Linked DNA regions of Homo sapiens: region 1 is linked to region 2. A link is a loop called in an ENCODE intact Hi-C map of the cell type or tissue named here. Cell type or tissue: Caco-2. All regions are shown on one strand. Links, peaks and the distances in the headings refer to the core of each region. The heading gives the core; the rest is flanking DNA.

The links. Hi-C counts contacts between places; a loop is a spot of excess contacts. Peaks named below come from ENCODE experiments on the same cell type or tissue, not always from the same donor. Only the 100,000 strongest peaks of a DNase experiment are listed, where the experiment ranks them.
Region 1: a loop joins it to region 2, with 12 times the contacts of the local background. A loop is called at or near these places in 3 of 110 quality-filtered maps.

Annotation. Positions count from the first base shown.
Region 1 is chr2:169,784,978-169,795,085 of GRCh38, reverse strand. It overlaps LOC124907905 (a long non-coding RNA gene), which reads right to left and starts at 1,435. Exons shown (of 2, transcript XR_007087290.1): 1 at 1,254-1,435; 2 at 1-62. It also overlaps the pseudogene CYB5AP2. RefSeq lists an enhancer at 4,883-5,562. In Caco-2, for the core only: a CTCF peak has its summit at 5,042; a DNase peak (open chromatin) is centred at 5,005.
Region 2 is chr2:169,447,577-169,457,684 of GRCh38, reverse strand. No RefSeq gene overlaps it. Among named protein-coding and RNA genes, the nearest start is that of BBS5, 27 kb to the left of the region's middle. RefSeq lists a silencer at 5,978-6,133. In Caco-2, for the core only: CTCF peaks have their summits at 5,201 and 5,400 (motif pointing left); a DNase peak (open chromatin) is centred at 4,444.

The sequences.
Region 1 (10,108 bases), core at 584-8,583, 340 kb before region 2:
GCCCAGTTGAAGAGTTGTTGGTCTCAGCTGGCTTAAGCTGGACAAGAGCTAACTCTAAGTTCCTGAAAAACAAGCAACCATTACCATGGTGACCTATATCTCAGATATGTAATCTGTAAGGAAGCTAATGGAATTTTATGTATATATTGCTTAGCTACATGACTTTTAGCTATTAAATATGTAGCTTTTAAAATTAACTAAAAACAAATGAGACAAGTTAAGTTTGGTGGGCCAAATCAGGTTAGCCCTCAGTTTCAGGTTGAAATGCTTATTAGACATCAAGGTAAAGATGTCAAGTAGGCAGTTGGTATGAGTTTGAAGAAGTCAGGGTTAAAGATATAAATTTTGGAACTATTAGTATATAGCAGACATTTTAAGTCATGTCATTATATGAGCTCTCCTAAAAAGAGTATAGACAACAAAGATGGGAGGATCCCAGACTGACCCCTCTAGCATTCGAATTTTTTGGATAATGAATAAAAGAAGAGAAGCCTGTACAGCAGCTAGAATAAGCAGACCCTGAGAGGTGCTATGAAAATATGGCACCATAGAAGCTAAAGAGTGGAATGTTTCAAGGAAGGAGGGACCAACTGAGTACATATTGCTGAGAAGATGCTATGGATTGTGTATGGGTCATGAGGATGGATCCCTTATGAGTGGCTTGGTGCTGTTCTTGTAGTAGCCAGTAACTTTCCCTTCTGATTGGCTCTCAGAGGAATGGGTTAGTTCCCATGAGAATGGGTTGTTATGAAACAATGGGTTGTTATACCAGGGTGCCCCTCAGATTTGGTCTTTCTTCACACATGCCTGCTTCTCTTTGACCTTTTCCACCATGTTTGACTCAGCAGAAAAGCCCTTACTGGGAGCCAAGAAGATGCTGGTGGGTGTCATGCTTCTTGTACAGCCTGCGAAATTGTGAGCCAAATAAACCTCTTTTAAAAAAAATTATCCAGCCTCGGGTATTCATTTATAGCAACACAAAACAGACTAAGACAGAAGATTTGCAAGCTGACCTAAACCAATTTTGTCATTGTGGCAGATACTGTCACTTATCTCTTGGCTCTCTCCTTCCTATATAATAATAAAATCACCTGTGGCTTTCAACAAAATGTATGGCCAATCAGAAATAAAAACTACATTTTTCCAGCCTTCCTTGAAGCTTAGTAAGACAATGTCTGGCCTATGAGACATGAGTGGAAGTGATGTGTGCAACTTCCAGGTAATTCTTAAATGCAATGAATTTATTCTCTTACCTCACTTTCTCTTTTCTTCAACTAGCTAGATGTGGATGATGAGCAAAACTGGACCAAGCAAATGAAGGAAACACCATAGGTGTGGCAAAGCAGCAAGATAGAAGGAAGCCAAGTCCCAACATCCTGTAGTTCCATACCAACTCTGATGGCTTCGTAGAATGGACTTATCATTCTAACCTGGACTTTAAATGCGAGGGGGAAAAAAATCCATGAAAAATTATTCAAGGCAGATGATTATAATATTTTAGACTTTTGGTTAGGGCAATTGAGAGAATTCATCACTAAGGGGCAGAAAACTCAACTAAATCAAAACTCCAGGCCAAGAGTACCACTCTGAAGGCTGCTAGGCTTGCTAAGTTTTTCTATTTCTGTGTGTGTGTGTGTGTGTGTGTGTGCGCGCGCACGCGCGCGCGCAAGATGAATATCAGATTGCCTAAAAGCCAGAAATCTAGGGTCTCCCTGAATTTTGGGAATAGATTGTAGGACTACTTTTGTGTTTTCTTGCTAATAGATGTTTGAAGGTGAATCTTGTCTACAAAAACTTCCTTCATTGTAATAAGTCATATGAAAGTGAGGTTATTAAGGGGAGACCTAGAGCCCACCCCTATGTCTAACAATTGGTGACCTCCACTATCCTCTAAATTATCTAATAATTGTGAACAGCCAAATTTACTTGGGTCAATTTGCTATATTTGGCAAGTGGACGAGATCAGCATGCATAAAATGATAAGTAGATCTTCTATAGAAGACAGTACATGGAAGTTGATAAAACAGCACAGATTCTTTACCAAGACTTCATGTAAAATAAAATAACTGTGACAGATAAAGAGAAAAGAAGGGCCTTTGGGGGCTAAACATTTTTTTAATTGAATTATATCACACAAACTATAAGGTGCATGAATTTTAAGTGCTCAATGAAGTTTCACAAGTGAACACCACCTTGTAATTACCATCCAGATTGAGATATAGAACATTTCAGCACTCCAGAAAGTTCCTTTGGGCTCCTCTCTCAGTCAATACCCTCCTTAAAAGTAACTACCATTGATTAGCTTTGCCTGTTCTAGGTCATGTAGTATGTATATATCTGGGTCTCAGTTTGGACAGCTATAACAAAATATCATAGACTGGGTGTCTTAAACAACAGAAATTTATTGCTCGCAGTTTTGAAGGCTGAGAAGTCCAAGATCAAGATGCTGTTAGATCTGGTGTCTCATGATGACCTGCTTCCTGGTTTGCAGATGGCCATCTTCTTCATGTATCCTTACATGGTGAAAAGCAGAAAGGAAGTAAACTCTCCAGTCTCTTCTTACAAGGCACTAAATCCCATTCATGAGGTAGAATTCTACCATCATGATCTTATTACCTCCCAAAGGCCCCACTTCCTAATACCATCCCACTGGAGGTTAGGATGTCAATGTATGAATTTTGGGGAACTACAAACAGTCCACAACATGTGGTATACGCACATACCACAACTGATTTATCCATTCTTCCATTTCTTTTCCTTTTTTTGAGACAGAGGCTCACTCTGTTGCACAGGCTAGAGTGCAGTGGCGCAATCTCGGCTCACCGCAACCTCTACCCCCCTGGGTTCAAGTGATTCTCGTGCCTCAATATCCCAAGTAGCTGGGATTATAGGTGCCTGCCACCATGCATGGCTAATTTTTGTACTGTTTTAAGTAGAGACAGGGTTTTGCCATGTTGGCCAGGCTTGTTTCAAACTTCTGACCTCAAGGGATCCATCCACCTTGGCCTCCCAAAGTGCTGGGATTACAGGAGTGAGCCACGACGTCTGGCCCATTCTTCTGTTTCTGACCATTTTGTTGTTTCTAGTTTTTTGCTGTTATGAATAAAGCTATTCTGAACGTTCTTCTCCATGTCTTCTGCACTCATTTCTGTTAGGTGTATGCCTAAGAATGAAATTATGGGTCACAGGGCAGGCGTGTGTTTAGCTCTAATATATATTGCTAAACAGCTTTCCAAAGTGGTCATATCATTTTTCACTCACACCAGCAATGTAGTTGCTAAACATTCTGGACAATGCACTGTCATGTTTTAAAGCCAGATATTATTTTTTTATTTTAATTTTTATTTTTATATATTTAGGGAGTACCAGTGCAACATGTACATATTACGTAGCGGTGAAGCCTGGGCTTTTAGTGCATCCATCACCTAAATAGTGAACATTGTACCCAATAGGTAATTTTTCAGTCCTCACCCCTGCTCTCACCCTCCCACCTTTTGTAATCTCCAGTGTCCATTATTCCACTCTAAGCCACATATAATATTAATATTAAAAGCTCATGCTTACAATAAGTAAACTACGTAGCGAAGAGACAAAATAAGTACATGCTTACAATAAGTACATGCTTACAATAAGTAAACTACGTAGTGAAGACACAAAATAAAGTTGGTGAATAAAAATGCACACTTGAAAAGTTTTAGAAAGGCCGGGCGCGGTGGCTCACGCCTGTAATCCCAGCACTTTGGGAGGCCGAGGCGGGCGGATCACGAGGTCAGGAGATTCAGATCATCCTGGCTAACACGGTGAAACCCAGTCTCTACTAAAAATACAAAAAAACTAGCCAGGCATGGTAGTGGGCGCCTGTAGTCCCAGCTACTCGGGAGGCTGAGGCAGGAGAATGGCGTGAACCTGGGAGGCGGAGCTTGCAGTGACCCGAGATCGCGCCACTGCACTCCAGCCTGGGCGAGAGCGAGACTCCGTCTAAAAAAAAAAAAAAAGAAAAGAAAAGAAAGAAAAGTTTTAGAAAGAATCGAACAATTACTCCTGTTTCTAGTGTAGGAGGAAAGAGAGACACATTAAAAATTATTCTTTCAGATGAAGGCTGCTGACAGTTGAAATAGTTAATTAACACTGGCTTCTTTCTCCCTAATCCGAAGCAGTCTTTTCTTTCATTGGCTTCTGAAAAGCTATTTAGTCTCCTGCCTACATGTAGAGGTAACACAGGAAGGCTTTGGCCAGTGCTGAGATGGCTGGGATCACTCAACTAGTCCACTAACTGGAATTAAAGTCAACAGTAGTAATAAGGGTTTCCAGTGGTGCATGCCAGTAGTCCCAACCACTCAGGGGGATCCCTTGAGCTCAGGAGTTGGAAACCAGCCTGGACAACATAGAGCTAAACCATCTCTTGAAGGAAAAAAAAAAAAAAAAAAAGGCTGGGCGCAGTAGCTCACGCTTGTAATCCTAGCACTTTGGGAGGCCAAGGTGGGCGGATCACGAGGTCAGGAGTTCGAGACCAGCCTGACCAACATGGTGAAACCCAGTCTCTACTAAAAAATACAAAAATTAGCCAGGCATGGTGGTGCGCACCTGTAATCCCAGCTACTCGAGAGGCTGAGGCAGGGGAATCGCTTGAACCTGGGAGGCGGAGGTCGCGGTGAGCTGAGATCGTGCCATTGCACTCCCGCCTGGGCAACAGAGTGAGACTCCGTCTCAAAAAAAAAAAAAAAATTCTGAAGGCTTAGTTAACTTTATCTGTCATCCAGATGAAACCCCAATGATTTATGATTTGGAGAATTCTCTGGCATCTGTAGAGTGCCCGACATCCTCAAAGTTTTCAGTAGCATCTCTCCAGCTTATTCCCTTAAGACTTCTTTCCCACCAGGATGCTCTGCCAGGAATTTGGTCAAATCGTACACCCAGGTGCTTTTGCTATGATTGTGCTTTGAATCTCCTCCAGGGCGCAGCACTTCACGGCCTTGTCCGACTGCTGGGCCATCTCGGAGGGCTGCGAGCCAGTCCCAGCTCACACAGCGGTGCCCTGCCAGCAGCGTGCGCCTCTCATCAAGCTCCGTCGGGGACATTCCCCGCCCGCACCAGGGACCCCTGCCAGAGGCGGGGCAGCCGGTCTGTCATTCTCTTAAATTTTGGCCACATGGTGGTGTGGTGGTATCTCATTGCGCCTTTAATTTGCATTTCCTTGATTTACAATGTTAAGCACCTTTTCAGATGCACATTTGCCATTTGATGTCCTCCTTTGTTCAGGGCCTTGCCCATTTAAAGATTGTGAGAGTTGGCCAGAAGCGGTGGCTCACGACTGTAATCCCAGCACTTTGGGAGGCCAGGAGTTTGAGACCAGCCCGGGCAACATAGTGAGACCCAGACCTTGAATCTACAAAAAATAATTTAAAAATTAGCCAGATGTGTCTCTTAAAAAAAAAAAGTGTGTGTTTTTAATTAATTTTTACCAATTTTATCAATTAGGATTTTTATAAATTAGGATGCTTCCAATTTTATCAATTAGGATTACCAATTTTATCAATTCTTCCAATTTTATCAATTAGGATTCTTTATATGAATCTGGATATGAAGGTTACATCAGATGTAGGAATTGTGGATTTCTTCCCCCCAGTCTACGGCTTTCTTTTTCACTCTCCTATTGGTATCTTTGGATAATTAGTGCTTTTTATGTTGCATTTAAAAAATCATTGCCTACTCCAAATGTTCAGAGATATTCTCCCCTAATTTCTTTTAGAATCTGTATTGTTTTATTTTCACATTTAGTTGTATGATTCATGTTAAATTAATTTTGGGGCATAATATAAGGCAGATGGCAAAGTTCCTTCTTTTTCTATATGGATGAACAATAATTGCTCCAGCAAAATTTGTTGAAAAGATTGTTACCACGTCTAATTCTAATTCTAGAATGGTTATCCAAATTTTAAAAAATAGCTTTTTTTTTTTTTTTGAAACAAGGTCTAGCTCTGTTGCCCAGGTTGGAGTGCAGTGGTATGATCATGGCTTCCTGCAGCCTTGAACTCCTGGGCTCAGGTGATCCTCCCATCTTAGTTAGCCTCCAGAGTAGCTGGGACTACAAGGCTCATGCTACCACACATACCCAGATAATTTTTAAATTCTTTTGTAGAGACAGAGTCTCACTGTATTGCTCAGGCTGGTCATGAACTCCTGGCCTCAAGCAATCCTCCCACCTTGGTCTTCCAAAGTGCTGGGATTACAGGTGTGAGCTACTGTGCCCTGCCTAGAATGAGATTTTTTTAAAGAAATGAAAATAGCCACATAAAAAATCCAGGTACTAAGCAGATAGAAGATAATTCTCCTTTGATCATATCCACCTTAGGGGTAAGACTATGCTGATCCCTTGAAAATAAAGACAGTAATTAAAAATGATTTTAGAGGAAGTTAAATGTACAGTGAAGTTACTGCCTACACAAGGTTGATGTTACAAACTGTATCAGAGTCTCAGCAAGATTTTTTTTTTTTTTGAGATGGGGTCTCAAACTCTTGGGCTCTATGGATCCTCCCTCCTCAGCCTCCTGACTAGCTGGGATTACAGGTATGTGCTACCATGATCGTCTGGCAGCAGGAAAATGTAATAAACTACTTTTTACAAAGGTGTGGGAAGGGCATAAGTAAATTCTGAGGGATACTGTGGTACCCCAAAGTTAGTAATATTGAGGGCTCCATTACCATCCCAAGGGGAGGGTGGCGGAGCGAAAGGAGGAGCTAGTCACTGGTGAGAAAGACGACTGTACGGAGAGGTCCCTGAGGATGCATCCAAGCCATGCCAACCCTGCAGGAATGGAGCCAGGGGAATGAAGGCTGGAGTGAATGCCCCCCTCCCCCACTCTGTTGTTAGTGCTCTCCTCTGCGTAGATCAGCCTCCTGGTAGAGAAGGAGCTGGTGGAGAATGTATCTGGAGGAGAAAAAGAAGATCTAGCACACAAAACACAGGAAAACACTTAGTCCAAAAAGAGGAAGAGTGGATGTGTGTTACGTACTCAAGATCAGAGAAGGGTTTGCAGTGAAGCCAACAAAGTTTAAGCTTCAGGACCCCTCCATTATATTGGCCCTTTCCAAGGACCTGGGAGGGATCCTAATAATGTGTTCATAAGGTCATATGGTTTTGTTAAATTTGTAAAAGATATTTTAACCAAAATCATCAAACAACTGTTGTTCTTCCATTTCAAATCTCCCTCCATTCCACTTCCCCAGTGTTCAATGGTGCTGAAGTGACACAAGTATTTTGAGTTTCTGTCTAAAAAGAAGTTGAATTGAGAATAAACCACTATAAATGTAATTTGAGCAGGCATTTTTAAACATTTTAATAAGATGTGAAGAAATTACAGTTCCTAGTTTAAGAACTGAAAAAAACAGATAAAATTAATAGAATATGAAGCTAAAGTCATAAACATGAATGACAAAATCAGTGATTATTCTGTATTCAAGAAGCAAATTATAAGAGAGAAGTTTTCAAATCATACCAATATCAGTGATTCATTAAGAATAAATAAATTTCAAAAAAGAAATGAATAAGCTTCTTGGATAGTGTATAATCCAAATAACAAAGTGGAGCAATTCATAAGAATATATTGGAAAAAATTAAAATTTTTTATTATTTGAAAATAATGACCTCTCCCTCTCCCTCTCCCTCTCCCTCTCCCTCTCCCCCTCCCCTCCCCCTCCCCCTCCCCCTCCCCCTCCCCCTCCCTCTCCCTCTCCCCACGGTCTCCCTCTCATGCGGAGCCGAAGCTGGACTGTACTGCTGCCATCTCGGCTCACTGCAACCTCCCTGCCTGATTCTCCTGCCTCAGCCTGCCGAGTGCCTGCGATTGCAGGCACGCGCCGCCACGCCTGACTGGTTTTGGTGGAGACGGGGTTTCGCTGTGTTGGCCGGGCCGGTCTCCAGCCCCTAACCGCGAGTGATCCGCCAACCTCGGCCTCCCGAGGTGCCGGGATTGCAGACGGAGTCTCGTTCACTCAGTGCTCAATGGTGCCCAGGCTGGAGTGCAGTGGCGTGATCTCGGCTCACTACAACCTCCACCTCCCAGCCACCTGCCTTGGCCTCCCAAAGTGCCGAGATTGCAGCCTCTGCCCGGCCGCCACCCCGTCTGGGAAGTGAGGAGTGTCTCTGCCTGGCCGCCCATCGTCTGGGATGTGAGGAGCCCCTCTGCCCAGCCGCCCAGTCTGGGAAGTGAGCAGCGTCTCCGCCCGGCCGCCATCCCATCTAGGAAGTGAGGAGCGCCTCTTCCCAGCCGCCATCACATCTAGGAAGTGAGGAGCGTCTCTGCCCGGCCGCCCATCGTCTGAGATGTGGGGAGCGCCTCTGCCCCACCGCCCCATCTGGGATGTGAGGAGCGCCTCTGCCCGGCCGAGACCCCGTCTGGGAGGTGAGGAGCGTCTCTGCCCGGCCGCCCCGTCTGAGAAGTGAGGAGACCCTCTGCCTGGCAACCACCCCGTCTGAGAAGTGAGGAGCCCCTTCGCCCGGCAGCTGCCCCGTCTGAGAAGTGAGGAGCCTCTCCGCCCAGCAGCCACCCCATCTGGGAAGTGAGGAGCGTCTCCGCCCGGCAGCCACCCCGTCCGGGAGGGAGGTGGGGGGGGTCAGCCCCCCCGCCCGGCCAGCCGCCCCATCCGGGAGGGAGGTGGGGGGTCAGCCCCCCGCCCGGCCAGCCGTGCCATCCGGGAGGGAGGTGGGGGGGTCATGCCCCCCGCCCGGCCAGCCGCCCGGTCCGGGAGGTGATGGGGCGCCTCTGCCCGGCCGCCCCTACTGGGAAGTGAGGAGCCCCTCTGCCCGGCCAGCCGCCCCGTCCGGGAGGGAGGTGGGGGGGTCAGCCCTCCGCCCGGCCAGCCGCCCCGTCTGGGAGGTGAGGGGCGCCTCTGCCCGGCCGCCCCTACTGGGAAGTGAGGAGCCCCTCTGCCCGGCCAGCCGCCCCGTCCGGGAGGGAGGTGGGGGGGTCGGCCCCCCGCCCGGCCAGCCGCCCCGTCCGGGAGGGAGGTGGGGGTGTCGGCCCCCCGCCCGGCCAGCCGCCCCGTCCGGGAGGGAGGTGGGGGGGGTCAGCCCCCCTGCCCGGCCAGCCGCCCCGTCCGGGAGGTGAGGGGCGCTTTTGCCCGGCCGCCCCTACTGGGAAGTGAGGAGCCCCTCTGCCCGGCCAGCCGCCCCGTCCGCGAGGGAGGTCGGGGGGTCAGCCCCCCGCCCGGCCAGCCGCCCCGTCCGGGAGGGAGGTGGGGGGGGTCAGCCCCCCTGCCCCGGCCAGCCGCCCCGTCCGGGAGGTGAGGGGCGCCTCTGCCCGGCCGCCCCTACTGGGAAGTGAGGAGCCCCTCTGCCCGGCCAGCCGCCCCATCCGCGAGGGAGGTGGGGGGGTCAGCCCCCCTGCCCGGCCAGCCGCCCCCGTCCGGGAGGGAGGTGGGGGGGGTCAGCCCCCCTGCCCGGCCAGCCGCCCCGTCCGGGAGGTGAGGGGCACCTCTGCCCGGCCGCCCCTACTGGGAAGTGAGGAGCCCCTCTGCCCGGCCACCACCCCGTCTGGGAGGTGTGCCCAACAGCTCATTGAGAACGGGCCAGGATGACAATGGCGGCTTTGTGGAATAGAAAGGCGGGAAAGGTGGGGAAAAGATTGAGAAATCGGATGGTTGCCGTGTCTGTGTAGAAAGAAGTAGACATGGGAGACTTTTCATTTTGTTCTGCACTAAGAAAAATTCCTCTGCCTTGGGATCCTGTTGATCTGTGACCTTACCCCCAACCCTGTGCTCTCTGAAACATGTGCTGTGTCCACTCAGGGTTAAATGGATTAAGGGCGGTGCAAGATGTGCTTTGTTAAACAGATGCTTGAAGGCAGCATGCTCGTTAAGAGTCATCACCAATCCCTAATCTCAAGTAATCAGGGACACAAACACTGCGGAAGGCCGCAGGGTCCTCTGCCTAGGAAAACCAGAGACCTTTGTTCACTTGTTTATCTGCTGACCTTCCCTCCACTATTGTCCCATGACCCTGCCAAATCCCCCTCTGTGAGAAACACCCAAGAATTATCAATAAAAAAATAAATTTAAAAAAAAAAAAAAAAAAAAAAAGAAAATAATGAGATTGGCCGGGTGTGGTGGC
Region 2 (10,108 bases), core at 1,255-9,254:
ATTTATTAAATAGGGAATCCTTTCCCCATTGCTTGTTTTTATCAGGTTTGTCAAAGATCAGATGGTTGTAGATATGCGGCATTATTTCTGAGGGCTCTGTTCTGTACCATTGGTCCATATCTTTGTTTTGGTACCAGTACCATGCTGTTTTTGTTACTGTAGCCTTGTAGTATAGTTTGAAGTCAGGTAGTGTGATGCCTCCAGCTTTGTTCTTTTGGCTTAGGATTGACTTGGCAATGTGGGCTCTTTTTTGATTGCATATGAACTTTAAAGTAGTTTTTCCCAATTCCGTGAGGATAGTCATAGGTAGCTTGATGGGGATGGCATTGAATCTATAAATTACCTTGGGCAGTATGGCCATTTTCATGATATTGATTCTTCCTATCCATGAGCATGGAATGTTCTTCCATTTGTTTGTATCCTCTTTTATTTCATTGAGCAGTGGTTTGTAGTTCTCCTTGAAGAGGTCCTTCACATCCCTTGTAAGTTGCATTCCTAGGTATTTTATTCTCTTTGAAGCAATTGTGAATGGGCGTTCACTCATGATTTGGCTCTCTGTTTGTCTGTTATTGGTGTATAGGAATGCTTGTGATTTTTGCACATTGATTTTGTATCCTGAGACTGCTGAAGTTGCTTATCAGCTTAAGGAGATTTTGGGCTGAGACGATGGGATTTTCTAGATATACAATCATGTCATCTGCAAACAGGGACAATTTGACTTCTTCTTTTCCTAATTGAATGCCCTTTGTTTCCTTCTCCTGCCTGAGTGCACTAGCCAGAGCTTCCAACACTATGTTGAATAGGAGTGGTAAGAGAGGGCATCCCTGTCTTGTGCCAGTTTTCAAAGGGAATGCTTCCAGTTTTTGTCCATTCAGTATGATATTTTCTGTGGGTTTGTCATAGATAGCTCTTATTATTTTGAGATACGTCCCATCAATACCTAATTTATTGAGAGTTTTTAGCATGAAGGATTGTTGAATTTTGTCAAAGGCCTTTTCTGCATCTATTGAGATAATCATGTGGTTTTTGTCTTTGGTTCTGTTTATAAGCTGGATTACGTTTATTGATTTTCGTACATTGAACCAACCTTGCATCCCAGGGATGAAACCAACTTGATCATAGTGGATAAGCTTTTTGATGTGCTGCTGGATTCAGTTTGCCAGTATTTTATTGAGGATTTTTGCATCAATGTTCATCAAGGATATTGGTCTAAAATTCTCTTTTTTTGTTGTGTCTCTGCCAGGCTTTGGTATCAGGATGATGCTGGCCTCATAAAATGAATTAGGGAGGAATCCCTCATTTTCTATTGATTGGAATAGTTTCAGAAGGAATGGTACCAGCTCCTCCTTGTACCTCTGGTAGAACTTGGCTGTGAATCCACCTGGTCCTGGACTTTTTTTGGTTAGTAAGCTATTAATTATTGCCTTAATTTCTAAGCCTGTTATTGGTCTATTCAGAGATTCAACTTCTTCCTGGTTTAGTCTTGGGAGGGCGTATGTGTCAAGGAATTTATCCATTTCTTCTAGATTTTCTAGTTTATTTGCATAGAGGTGTTTATAGTATTCTCTGATGGTAGTTTGTATTTCTGTGGGATGGGTGGTGATATCCCCTTTGTCATTTTTTATTGCATCTATTTGATTCTTCTCTCTTTTCTTCTTAATTAGTCTTGCTAGTGGTCTATCAATTTTGTTGATCTTTTCAAAAAACCAGCTCCTGGATTCATTGATTTTTTGAAGAGTTTTTTGTGTCTCTATTTCCTTCAGTTCTGCTCTGATCTTAGTTATTTCTTGCCTTCTGCTAGCTTTTGAATGTGTTTGCTCTTGCTTCTCTGGTTCTTTTAATTGTGATGTTAGGATGTCAATTTTAGATCTTTCCTGCTTTCTCTTGTGGGCATTTAGTGCTATAAATTTCCCTCTACACACTGCTTTGAATGTGTCCCAGAGATTCTGGTATGTTGTGTCTTTGTTCTCGTTGGTTTCAAAGAACATCTTTATTTCTGCCTTCATTTCGTTATGTACCCAGTAGTCATTCAGGAGCAGGTTGTTCAGTTTCCATGTAGTTGAGCGGTTTTGAGTGAGTTTCTGAATCCTGAGTTCTAGTTTGATTGCCCTGTGGTCTGAGAGAGAGTTTGTTATAATTTCTGTTCTTTTACATTTGCTGAGGAGAGTTTTACTTCCAACTATGTGGTCAATTTTGGAATAGGTGTGGTGTGGTGCTGAAAAGAATGTATATTCTGTTGATTTGGGGTGGAGAGTTCTGTAGATGTCTATTAGGTCTGCTTGGTGCAGAGCTCAGTTCAATTCCTGGATATCCTTGTTAACTTTCTGTCTCATTGATCTGTCTAATGTTGACAATGGGGTGTTAAAGTCTCCTATTATTATTGTGTGGGAGTCTAAGTGTCTTTGTAGGTCACTAATGTGCTTTATGAATCTGGGTGCTCCTGTATTGGGTGCATATATATTTAGGATAGTTAGCTCTTCTTGTTGAATTGATCCCTTTACCATTATGTAATGGCCTTCTTTGTCTCTTTTGATCTTTGTTGGTTTAAAATCTGTTTTATCCGAGACTAGGATTGCAACCCCTGCCTTTTTTTGTTTTCCATTTGCTTGGTAGATCTTCCTCCATCCCTTTATTTTGAGCCTATGTGTGTCTCTGCACGTGAGATGGGTTTCCTGAATACAGCACACTGATGGGTCTTGACTCTTTATCCAATTTGCCAGTCTGTGTCTTTTAATTGGAGCATTTAGCCCATTTACATTTAAGGCTAATATTGTTATGTGTGAATTTGATCCTGTCATTATGATGTTAGCTGGTTATTTTGCTCGTTAGTTGATGCAGTTTCTTCCTAGCCTCGATGGTCTTTACAATTTGGCATGTTTTTGCAGTGCCTGGTACCGGTTGTTCCTTTCCATGTTTGTGCTTCCTTCAGGAGCTCTTTTAGGGCAGACCTGGTGGTGACAAAATCTCTCAGCATTTGCTTGTCTGTAAAGTATTTTATTTGTCCTTCACTTATGAAGCTGAGTTTGGCTGGATATGAAATTCTGGGTTGTAAATTCTTTTCTTTAAGAATGTTGAATATTGGCCCCCACTCTCTTCTGGCTTGTAGAGTTTCTACTGAGAGATCAGCTGTTAGTCTGATGGGCTTCCATTTGTGGGTAACCTGACCTTTCTCTCTGGCTGCCCTTAACATTTTTTCCTTCATTTCAACTTTGTTGAATCTGACAATTATGTGTCTTGGAGTTGCTCTTCTCGAGGAGTATCTTTGTGGTGTTCTCTGTATTTCCTGAATGTGAATGTTGGCCTGCCTTGCTAGATTGGGGAAGTTCTCCTGGATAATATCCTGCAGAGTGTTTTCCAACTTGGTTCCATTCTCCCTGTCACTTTCAGGTACACCAATCAGACGTAGATTTGGTCTTTTCACATAGTCCCATATTTCTTGGAGGCTTTGTTTTTTTCTTTTTATTCTTTTTTCTCTAAACTTCTCTTCTTGCTTCATTTCATTCATTTCATCTTCCATTGCTGATACCCTTTCTTCCAGTTGATCACATTGGCTACTGAGGCTTGTGCATTTGTTACGTAGTTCTCGTGCCGTGGTTTTCAGCTCCATCAGTTCCTTTAATGACTTCTCTGCATTGGTGATTCTAGTTAGCCATTTGTCTAATTTTTTTTCAAGGTTTTTAACTTCTTTGCCATTGGTTTGAATTTCCTCCTTTAGCTCGGAGTAGTTTGATCTTCTGAAGCCTTCCTCTCTCAACTTGTCAAAGTCATTCTCCATCCAGCTTTGTTTCATTGCTGGTAAGGAGCTGCGTTCCTTTGGAGGAGGAGAGGCACTCTGATTTTTAGAGTTTCTGGTTTTTCTGTTCTGTTTTGTCCGCATCTTTGTGGTTTTATCTACCTTTGGCCTTTGATGATGGAGACGTACAAATGGGTTTTGGTGTGAATGTCCTTTCTGTTTGTTAGTTTTCCTTCTAACAGTCAGGACCCTGAGCTGCAGGTCTGTTGGAGTTTTCTGGAGGTCCACTCCAGACCCTGTTTACCTGGGTATCAGCAGCAGTGGCTGCAGAACAGCGGATATTGGTGAACCACAAATGCTGCTGCCTGATCGTTCCTCTGGAAGTTTTGTCTCAGAGGAGTATTTGGCCATGTGAGATGTCAGTCCGCCCCTACTGGGCGGTGCCTCCCAGTTAGGCTACTTGGGGTCAGGGACCCACTTGAGGAGGCTGTCTGCCCATTCTCAGATCTCAAGCTGCGTGCTGGGAGAACCACTACTCTCTTCAAAGCTGTCAGACAGGGACATTTAAGTCTGCAGAGGTTACTGCTGCCTTTGGTTTGTCTGTGCCCTGCCCCCAGAGGTGGAGCCTACATCGGCAGACAGGCCTCCTTGAGCTGTGGTGGGCTCCACCCAGTTCGAGCTTCCCAGCTGCTTTGTTTACCTACTCAAGCCTCAGCTATGGCAGGCGCCCCTCCCCCAGCCTCGCTGCTGCCTTGCAGTTTGATCTCAGACTGTTGTGCTAGCAATGAGCGAGGCTCCGTGGGCTTAGGACCCTCTGAGCCATGTGCAGGATATAATCTCCTGGTGTGCTGTTTGTTAAGCCTGTTGGAAAAGCGCAGTATTAGGGTGGGACTGACCCGATTTTGCAGGTGCCATCTGTCACCCCTTTCTTTGACTAGGAAAGGGAATTCCCTGACCCCTTGTGCTTACCAGGTGAGGTGATGCCTCGCCCTGCTTCGGCTCATGCTTGGTGCGCTGCACCCACTATCCTGCACCCACTGTCCGGTACTCCCCAGTGAGATGAACCCGGTACCTCAGTTGGAAATGCAGAAATCACCCATCTTCTGCATCGCTCATGCTTGGAGCTGTAGACTGGAGCTGTTCCTGTTCGGCCATCTTGGCTCCACCCCCATTTTACATTTATTATTATTATTTTGAGACAAGGTCTTGCCCTGTCATCGAGGCTGGAGTGCAGTGGAGGCCATCATGACTCACTGAAGCCTTGATTTTTGTGGGTTTAAGCAATCCTCCCATCTCAGCCTCCTGAGTAGCTGGGACTACAGGTGCATGACACCACACCTGGCTAATTTTTAATTTTTTTGTAGAGAGGATCTGAATATGTTGCTAGGGTGGTCTCCAACTCCTGGGTTCAAGTGATCCTCCCGCCTGGTCCTCTCAAAGAGCTGGGATTATAGGCATGAGCTACTGTGCCTGGCCTTTTTTTTTTTTTTTTTTTTTCCCTAAAACAAAGCTCTTGGGATGCAAAGGTAATGTTCTCATTCACTCCCTTCCTCATCACCCAGGCATTACTTAGTCCTTTTATATTAAGGAGGTTGGGAACTGTGGGTGGGGGTAGGGGTGGGAGGTGGAAGTTGTGGGAGTGGTAGGCTGTTCAAGTTTTTCCTTAGAACAACAGTGACATCCTGTGGCCAATTTATAGAATAGAGGCTATTAAGCAGAGTGGGTATGGATTCTCTACTTGAAGACAAAAATTACTATGAACCAAATTAATCAGACTTTGCATTAAATTCAGAGAATTTAGGGAATGCTCATTATTTACAGGAATTATGATGTTGCTTTTATAGGTATTATTTTCTTACATTATTTTATATTTTCCCTAGATAACCTGGGGAATTAATTCTGCATATATTTTGTGTCGAAGAGCAGCCATCACATTCAGAACCCCTAAAATTGTATGGAAAATGTTGTGTGTATGTGTATGTCTAGGGAAACGAGCTCTTGTTTTTATAACATGCTCCTCTGGTTCCCCGGACTCTCACAATCCTTAGCATTGCTACCTTAGAGCATGTTTCTAACAATGCCGTTATGATAGACTTTGGATTAGCTTCATCAATGTCTTTTTCTCTGGAAGCTGCCATTTCTTCTAGCAAACCATGCTCATCCTATGTTAAAAACAACTTTGTGGCTGGGCATGGTGGCTCACGCCTGTAATCCCAGCACTTAAGTCTCGCTCTGTCACCCAGGCTAGAGTGCAGTGGCGCAATCTCGGCTCACTGCAACCTCTGACTCCCAGGTTCAAGCGATTCTCCAGTCTCAGCCTCCCGAGTAGCTGGGACTACAGGCACCGTCACCATGCTGGGCTAATTTTTTGTATTTTGGCTAATTTTTTTGTATTTTTAGTAGAGATGGGATTTCGCCATGTTGGCCAGGCTGGTCTTGAACACCTGACCTCAGGTGATCCACCTGCCTCGGCCTCCCAAAGTGCTGAGATGATAGGCTTGAGCCACCACACTCAGCCAAAAACAACTTTAAAAGAGAAAAGAAAAAACGAAAGAAAAGCAAAGAAAACAAAAGCAAGAATAATAGGATCAGATAGCATTGCAACATCATATAGTGGAAAAAGCAATGGAATATAAATCAGTCCCAAATCTATTACTTGCTGCAGGTCTGAGCTAAGTCAAGTTAGTTAATCTTTGAGTCTTGGTTTTTTCATCTGCAAAATGGAGATAAGTAATATCAGAGAATTATTTCTCTGATATAAACACAATTATATCAGAGAATAATATCAGAGAATCAATTGGTAGGGATGAGTTTTTCGATGCAACACCAAAAGTACAATCCATGAAAGAAAAAAGTGGTTTGTGGGATTTTATTAAAATTTAAAACTTCTGCTCTGCAAAAGATACTGTTTAGAGTATGGAAAGACAAGACACAGACTAAGAAAAAATATTTGCAAAACACATATGATAAAGAACTTGTATTCAAAGTATACAAAGAATCCACTGGGAAAATTTATGCTTATGTTTGAAAATAATAATGGCCTATACGAACATAAGAATTTTAACTATAGCCGGGCACAGTGGCTCATGCCCATAATCCCAACACTTTGGGAGGCTGAGGCGGGCAGATCACAAGGTCAGGAGTTCGAGACCAGCCTGGCCAACATACTGAAACCCCGTCTCTACCAAAAATACGAAAATTGGCAGGCATGGTGGCACATGCCTGTAATCCCAGCTACTCAGGAGGCTGAGGCAGGAGAATTGTTTGAACCCGGAGGTGGAGGTTGAAGTGAGCTGAGATCGCGCCACTGCACTCCAGCCTAGGCGATAGATCAAGACTCTGTCTCAAAAAAAAGAACCAAACAAACAAAAAAAGAATTTTAACTATAGCACTTATATGTTTTTTAAAACAATACATGATCACATACAAAACATAAAAGTGAAATGAGAAAAGTCTAAAGAAAAAATTCAATTAATCCTATCACTCAGCAGAAGTAACTGTTGACATTTTAATGTATTCTTTCCTTTTTGCTAGATATACACATATGTATTATTAGTTAACTGATGTTTAAAGTTGCCTTATTTCTCTACCTCAGAGGACCTGGATTTCTCCTGAGAGAATGAGGACGGCCTTTCTAACACTGAGGAACAGAATATTAAATCCTGTTCTATAGCATGGCATCTGCCAACCCCTGGATTCTCACCTGGGTCAGAGTTGGGAAGAGAAGGCAGATATATCCCTTTGGAGCATCCTTTCTGGCTTCTCCAGCCTCTGAACAGATCTTGTTTGTATCTGGGTGTGTGTAGATTTGAATGAGCTGGTGTGAGATGTGCACACACACAGGAAAAGAAAGAAAGAAGGCTGAGGTCTACATATTGCATTGCTGGCTGCCCACTACCTAGATGGTGTCAGGAGGCCTCTGCCCAAGGCTTTTACTTTTTTCTTTTTTTTCTTTTTTTTTTTGAGACAGAGTTTCGCTCTTGTTGCCCAGGCTGGAGTGCAGTAGCATGACCTCGGCTCACTGCAACCTCCGCCTCCCGGGTTCAAGAAATTCTCCAGCCTCAGCCTCCATTGTAGCTGGGATTACAGGCACCTGCCACCATGCCCAGCTGAATATTTGTATTTTCTTTTTTTTAGTAGAGACGGGGTTTCACTATGTTGGCCAGGCTGGTCTTGAACTCCTGACCTCAGGTGATCCACCCGCCTCGGCCTCACAAAGTGATGGGATTACAGGTGTGAGCCACCGTGCCCAGCCCGGCTTTTTCTTATCTTTGGAACATTTTTATTGAAGCATAACGTAAATACAGAAAAGTGTAAAAACCATAAAAACCAGAATTTTCAAATTGAATGCAGCTAGATCAAGATACATGACCAACACTCCAGAAACCTCCTATGCTAGCTTGCAGTGATTACCTGCTGCAATAAGTAATCTGACTTCTAATATCATAGACTACTTTTGTCTGCCAAACAGACTTAAATTCAATAATGGACTTGATAAAGGGAACTATAATAACTTCATTAACACCCTGAAAAGAGTAAAGTTGCATCTGATGATATAAATAATTTGTAATCGAATTTCAACAAGAGGATGGGGTCAACCAGGTAGGCCCATGGGCTCTGATGCGGAAAGGCATCATGATGGTCATGGACGTGGGCAGTTCAACTCATCTCTCTTAGAAGCATTGGGGTGACACAGAACCTCTGATTGAAATCATGTCTATCCTGTGCCTGATCAACTGCTTTAAATATTGCCCTTCCAAATTCAGATATCCAAATCCTTATCAGTTTCCCTGACTCATGTCCTGCCAGAGAAAACTAATCTCCACAGCCATCCCCTTGTTCCAATTTTTGTTAGCTTGAAGCTAACCCTCTTGCCTGCCCTGATCCAGTCCACTGTAACCTTAACTAGTCCCTCTCATCCTAATTTGTAGTTAGACTTTTGAAAGATCCGGGCCTAGATAATTCACTGAGAAAACTAGAGAGGAAAATATAAAGAGTGATATTTAAAGAACTGAAAAGAGTAGGAAAGAATATGGGAATTATTTTGCATATGGTAACTTTCAGGACATGGGGCTTCCCAGTTTCCTCGTCTAGACTAGAGCAGGGGCCAGAACAGGGAAGTCGAAATAGGTCTTAAGGCTCGTAGTAGTTCATTTTGGATCTGATACAATAACTTATCAAACAGAGCAGAGTCAAAAATTTTCTATATATCCTGGTTAAAAGTTATCTATCCATTCTCTACAGAAATTTTAGTTTTTTTCCCATGTTCTTCAGCATATCTTCTCCCCCATTGCTGGCTGGAAATCATTAAAGCAGCCATGAAGGCTGTCTTAAGACAGTCAGTGTTAGCAGGAGTCCATGGGGATTTTGTGAGCCCTGTATACACTGTAATGAGGTGTAGGGAGTTGGAGATACACATAGGGTAAGGGTGATTTAGAGCATCATTTATAACAGAATACAGGAGATGGAGTTGCAGGAGACCTTAGAGGTTAAATAGATCATTCTCCTACTCAGTGAAGTAATCCCTTTGACAATAACCTTGATAGATGGTTATTTAACGTCTGCTTGAACATTTTCAGTGATTTCCAGCCAATGACGAGAGGCTCACTGCTTATCTAGGCAGGTCGTTTTATTTATTCTCAACTTGATAGAAAGCTTTCCTGTATAGTGGTTTGAGATCTGCCTTCTTGTAACTACTCCCTGGGGGACACAGTTTTTTCCCTCAAGAGTAACACAGAATAGGCCTCAGTAAACTACTTGGACATTTTTCTAATATAGTAGGAGAGTTACCATGTCATTCCTTCTCTTCTCCAGGCTAAATAGTCCTAATCCTTTCTATCATCCTCTAATCATCTTGGTCACCTTCCTTTAGATGCTGTTGATTTTTATCAATGTCCCAAATAAAACACAATATTATAGATGCAGTCTGGCTACTTTAGAGTCCAGTGGGTCTGTAGCTTTGTTTGTTCTGGATTGAATACTTCCATTAATGCATCTCAAGCTGTTTCTTTTGATGGTTAAGTCATACTTTTGGCACGGCTGAGCTGTATTCAACAAAAACTGTCCTATCTTTAAAATATTTACATAGTTAAAAAATTAACATATAGTAAAAGGGACATTTTTAGTGTGCAATTCTATGAGTCTTAACACATGTATAGATTTGTGTAACTACTGCCGTAATCAGGACCTAGAACAGTGCCATCACTCCAAAAACCTCCCTCCCGCTACACATTTGCTGTCATAGCCTCCTGGGACCCCCTAGCCCTGGAATCTACAAATCTGTTTTCTATTACTAAAAGTTTGTCTTTTCATGAATGTTACATAAATGGAATCATTCAGAATGTAATTCTCAATTGTTTTTACTCACAACACTTC